2 separate regions of the Homo sapiens genome follow, and region 2 is linked to region 1. A link is a loop called in an ENCODE intact Hi-C map of the cell type or tissue named here. Cell type or tissue: heart left ventricle. All regions are shown on one strand. Links, peaks and the distances in the headings refer to the core of each region. The heading gives the core; the rest is flanking DNA. Region 1 has its middle 47 kb from the start of LINC02559. Region 2 overlaps SEZ6L (seizure related 6 homolog like).

Region 1 (2,912 bases), core at 87-2,586:
ACACAAATCATGTTTCACTTGGGGAGAATTGCATTCTTTTCATTATTCATTATGAAAAATATGTACCAGGTTCCAGAAATATTATGGTGAGCAAGTATAGTTTATGGAATCACTGTCAGACAGTTAGATCTCAGTTTATTGAGTGCTCTAAAGTGGGAAGCTGAGGCAGCTTGAGAGTCCAGAGGAGACCGGATTCAGTCTGAGGATCAGAGAAGGCTTCCTGGAAGAGGGGATATCTAGAAGGAATCTTAAAACTAGAGAAGCTAGACAAGCAAAGAGAAGGTGAAGTGGAAATGAGAGTTTTAGACAGAGGACGCCCCATGTTCAAAACCCAGGGATCCAGGTGTGGGGAGAGCAGCAGGGCCACAGCCTCTAGCCCCCAGCAGTGGACAGAGTGAAAGTTTTAGTCTCACCACTACTGAAAACATCATGCCTATTGGATATGATGACGCTGGCGGCTGGCAGCTTCTCTACACCTTGCTGGAGGCAGCAACATTTTCCCTCTATTTAGAGGACTGAGGGTCTCTAAAAGTCCCTGGTGCTGGGCTGGAGATGGCGGGGGACTTGGAAATAGGATGGGAAGAAAAATGCCGGAGAGGAATGTGGCAGTCAGTTTGGAAAGGGTGCAGATTTTTATAAGGCAATGGGCAAGAGTTGTAACGAGGAAGGGAAAGAAGAGAGTATGGAGGAGATGCAGCTGTAAGGAAGATGGGAAGGGACTGGCTGAGCTGAGGCTGCTCAAGACAGAGAAGGGGCAAGCACCATGAGAAAAGTGGAAGGCTATGTGTGTGTGCAAATGCATGTGTGGGCATGTGTACATGAATGCATGTGTGTGCATGCATGTGTGTGTGCATGTGAGTGTGTATGTGTGTGAGTGTATGAATCCCACTAGATGGGATTCAGGTGCTAATGCAGGCATACACACACACACACACAAACACACACACACCCCTACACACAGGTTCCACTTTGGTTATTTCAAATGCCCAGGGGGCTCTTTGCCTTGGCCAAACTGTTTTTTTGTTTGTTTGTTTGTTTTTGGTAGCTAGGGAAATGACCCCAGTTCTTCACCCAAAGAAACCATAGGGGAGATACCTCAAGCAGAAAATGAGAAACAGCAATGCATCATTCTTGTGGCTAAAAACAGGTAACATTTATAAAGCACTTTGCCCCAGGCACTGTGTAAGTGATTGTCACAGATTATCCTATTGAGCCCTCTGTAGACTCCCAGGTGGGCCACGGGTTGGCTGGAAAACACCTTGCCTCATCCCAACCCCAAAACATGCTCCGTGAGATTAGACCTATACCCTAAAGCCAAGGGGCCTGGCAGAACTGAGAGAAGCTCGTTTCTTGCAGCCTTATAACTCCATTTATTGGAGCTATCCTTTTAGATAGAACCTACACGGTCTATGCCCTTTTTAGGCCATTCTGACAGACACCTGGGTCTCTCTTGATTTCCAGGCACTGGGAGAGCATCCTGGTGAAAGCACTCTGCAGCAGCATCCTTAATTCTAAGGCCACACCTGGGTTAGTGTCCAGTGAGCCTAGACAATCTGGCTATTCTCTTCTCCAGTAATCTAGAGAGTTCCCCCTCCTGCATCATCAGAATAGCCTTGGGAGAGTAGATAACCCTGTTGTCAAACCCGTTTTTACAGATGGGGACACTAGGGCTCATAAAATCACCTGAGCATAGGCAATTAGTAACATACAATTAGTAAGTGGTAGAGGCTGTGTGTGGGCCAGGGATTCTGAATCCACGGCCCATGCTCTTCTCCAATGCCCTACAAAACACACATAATAAAGTTAAATTCAAGTGGGAATGGAGTACTCTGATAGTGCACTGAAGAAACAGAAAGTCATCCATTATTTTTTTCCAGGTGGACTATGGGGCTAGGTCTTCAAGGCTATGTAGGAATTTGACTGGTGAGGAAGGTATGGTGGTCAGGGGAGGAAATGGCACATGCAGAGATGAAGCACTGTGATAAGTTAAGGTGAATGAAGGATTTTGGTGTGGCTTGAGAGTGGGGTGCGTGGTGATAGGTGAGGCAGGAAGGAGACTCCAGGAGATAAGTCAGGAATCAGCTTTTGAAGGACTTGGGTGCCATATTGAATAATGCCATCACTATTATAGGATCACCACCATCATCTTCATTATCACCATCATTGTGACTTTTTCTTATGACCATTAAGGACCTGAGAGTCCACAGAGGGCAACAATGGATTAGGTCACTTTGCTGACGGGAGGTAGGGTTGCTTTACGGTTAAAAACAAGCTAGAGAATCAGACAGCTGCATTCAAGTCCCAGATCTCTGTCTCCTTGTTGTGTGTCTTTGGATAAATCATGTGACTTCTCTAAGTTTCATTTTCCTTATCTGTAAAATGGGGACGTGGTAATAAAAATATGTAAGTCATAATCACGGAGAGGAGCAGATAATATAATCCACACCTAGTATTGAGCAGTGTACCTGGCACACGGTAAGTGCTTAACTAATACTAACTGCCATTAGCATTATTATTGAAGGAAACCTCTGGAGGAAGCATTCGGGGGCCATGGGGCAGTGGATAGACAGAGGTTAGCAGTTTGGAGGCTGTAGCAAAAATCCAGAGCAGTAGTGACGAATCCTGATTCAAGGCCAAAGCTGTCGGAATAAAAAGTGGAGGGTAGATTTGCTAGGGGACTGGTGAGCATCATTTAAATAGAGGATTAAATAAGCTAGCATATATGGAGGCATTCTGTGAACTGTACACATTTGAGTATGATTACAATCAGGGCTATTTTCATCAGCTTTATTTCTTGGGGGCCTGTCAGCCTCAGTCCTCTAGAGAGAAAATGCCATTTAATTCTCCCAGATCAAATATTTAACAAACATAACACTGCATAAACCGAGCTTTGCCTATTTAGCATGCACTCT
Region 2 (2,912 bases), core at 413-2,912, 66 kb before region 1:
GTAATCAGAAAGAGGGAGGGGAGAGATGATAGCAAGGCCTCCAGGCTGAGAGGAGCTCCATTCTGCTGACCTTTGGTGTTGCACACACCTGGTTGTTCACAGGTCAGAATTCCCCTCTCTTCTGCCCTTAGTCGCCAGCTAGATCTTGGAGCGCCCCTAGTGGAGGTCTGCACAGTAGGTATATTGGATAAATTGTCTCTGGACAGAATAGGAGGGCCAGTAAATCGAGCTCATTTGAACAGCTTGCAGGAATGGACTTGTAAGCAAAAATAAGAAAACAAGCCACTCTGATCAGAAAATATCCTTTTGCCCTGGAAGGGGAAGGAAAGGAATGTAACATTATTTTCTTAATACCTAACTGAGCCATATGAACACAAGATGAATCCCTCAAGCTTAGATACGGTGGCCCCTGGCAGGAACGGGCAAAACTCTATGGAAAATAATGCCAATCCATAATGAAAATAGTCTTTAAGTGAATCTAACCACAACACACGTTAGAGACTGGGGAAGCAGCAAATTTGAGCCTTATTGAGCAATACTGAATTTGCCTTATTAATTCAAGAGAAAAAGAAAAGAAATTATTCTTAGGCTTTGCAGTCTTTGCATGTAGTTACAATTATTCCCCATGTGCATATCTGAGACAATAAGGAGGCTCTTCAAAAACAAGTTATACTTTATACTTATTCATGCCTTACAGCGAAATGGCCCAGAGAACCACGTGACCTGCATCAGAATGTAGCAACAAGTCCCTTTTGAGTATTTACAAATCCCCTCACTTCACCGCAAGCAGAAGAACTAGTTCGCAACAACGAGTTAGGTGAATGGTTCTCCATCTGACATTAGTGGATGTTGGGCTCTACATTAAAAATAGAATTTATTGTGGAAGGTCAATTGTCTCCAAATGCACCATCAGACTCGGCAATGCTCATTGGCCAGTATCACTCCCTCCTTATGACTCAGAGTCAGAACCACACACTTATTAATGAGCTTTCTGAAGTAGCACATCAATTGACTTTAATTTGGTGGTGACCTGAAGTCAATTTAAAAAATATGCTGGCTAGCCATGGTGTTGAGCAGTTGGAAAAATAGTATGAAATGTCTTAAAAATTAAAACACACACATGTCTCCCCCTGCTCTTACAATGTGTTTGCAGCCCGTGAAGGAAACAGAATAGGAAATCCTTGTCTTAGATGACAATTCAATACGTGCCATTAAGACAATTTTTTTTTCCCTGCAAGGTGGTGTATTGGAGAGTGGAGTTCTCAGAGGTAGAACTGCTTTAGAAAATCCAGTAAGCTGCTGGGTAGATTCAGGTTCTTTTTATATGTGTGTTAGTCACAACACAGATTCAAAAGGGGGTGGGGGAGGGAGAGCTGGACTCAGTTCAAGGCCACCAAGCCATTGTTAGAAAGAGACAGCTAATTAAGAAAGGCCATGCTGTGGTGGAAACGATTTGTTTAAACCAAATCTCTTTCCCTATCTTTCCCAGAGAAACTGTCCAGACCTGGTGTAAATTGTGGACATTATTGCCCCATAAAAAAGGGGTGGGGGTTCTTCAATGATATGCTTTGTTAAACAAAAGGTGATGAACAATTTCCTTTGCTCTGCACTCTGGGCTCTACATTTAAAAAGACGGGGAGATGGGGGATAAAATGCCTGATTTATGCTGAGGGGGGCACTCCAGGCCACCGGGAAGGGTTGAAGGGAAAGGGACCCAGAGCCAGGGCCCATGGAGCTGAGAGCTGTCCAGGGCCTTTGGTGCTGAAAGCAGGTGCGCGCGCTGGGGGTCCAGAACTCCCCGGAGAAGAACACCGCCTGTCCCCCAACTCCGAGTCAAGACGGTGCAAATGACAGAGGCGGAGCCCCAGATAAGCATAGTGCCTGCGCTCCCTCTGTCTTCAGCCTGGGCAGACCCTGCAGCTGTCTGCTTTTTTACACGTGAGGAGCGCATTTCTGGGACCTTGCAAGAAGGCCGGGTCCTGTGGCCAACTAACCCTCCCATTGATTTTCGGGTCTCCTAGGTGCCTGAGAAAACCCCCGAAGCTCTGAGGGTTAGCTTTGGGTGAGTTAGGCGTTGCACCCCTCTCTCTATCTGGCCCTCTCCCCCACCCATAACTTTTCCTGGGGTACCTTACCGGGGTGGAGAGAGGGTATGGTTCCAGGTCTGAGAAAGAGGAGCTGTCATTCTCTGCTAAATTTGGGCCCCTCTTCCCCTTCAACAAACACGTGGTAGATGAAACTAACACCCCTCACCCCCCATTCCTAACAGTGATCAGAGATGCTAGGCAGTAGGGGAGAGAGTAGAGGGGAGCCCGTTCAGGTTCCCAACTGCTAACTAACATCTCTTCTCCCTCCCCTACCAAGTTCTCAGAGCCCTCAGCCCCCTCCACCGGCCTCTAGCGAAAGCCACACCCAAGTCCGGTATCCTGACGCTTGGCTGAGATCGATCCAGGAACACAGACCCTCGGGGTAGCCTGAACCAAAGGAGTCAAGGGTTTCTGTGGTGTCGGGGGGAGCGGCAAATGCACTGTTTGAGTCTAGTCCTCAGTTGCAGGGTGGGTCAGCTTCTCACCCCCCTTCCTGTCCTCTCCCGGAGAGGAAGATAATTATCTGGCACCTAGCCCCGGGTGCGGTTGCAGAGAAGCGCCGGGAATTTGGGGTTTGGAGGCGACCCCACTCCAAGGAGAACCTCTTTGGCTGCAAAGGAGAATCAGCCCCGCAGCCGGGGAAGACCGAAAGGGAGCCCGCAGCCGAAGCAGGGAAGCGCCCGAGTCCTTCAACACATCCCCGCCTCCACACTCCCATCAGCCCGGGCCAAGGGGACGTGCGGTTCCTAGCCCCGATTTTGGACAGCCACCACCGCTTCCCATCCCGGCGGGTGGTGCCTGAGTCGCCCTGGTCAGCCCCGACCC

What was found. A loop is a pair of places that touch in the nucleus more often than their neighbours do. Peaks named below come from ENCODE experiments on the same cell type or tissue, not always from the same donor. Only the 100,000 strongest peaks of a DNase experiment are listed, where the experiment ranks them.
Region 2: it touches region 1 in a loop (3-fold over the local background); 2 of 110 quality-filtered maps call a loop at or near these places.

Annotation. Positions count from the first base shown.
Region 1 is chr22:26,103,668-26,106,579 of GRCh38, reverse strand. No RefSeq gene overlaps it. Among named protein-coding and RNA genes, the nearest start is that of LINC02559, 47 kb to the left of the region's middle. In heart left ventricle, for the core only: no CTCF peak of the experiment used is centred there; no DNase peak of the experiment used is centred there.
Region 2 is chr22:26,169,826-26,172,737 of GRCh38, reverse strand. All of the region lies in intron 1 of SEZ6L (seizure related 6 homolog like), which reads right to left. Among named protein-coding and RNA genes, the nearest start is that of SEZ6L, 1.8 kb to the right of the region's middle. RefSeq lists an enhancer at 1,358-2,297. In heart left ventricle, for the core only: a CTCF peak has its summit at 1,754; no DNase peak of the experiment used is centred there; H3K4me3 peaks cover 1,147 bases; H3K27me3 peaks cover 2,500 bases.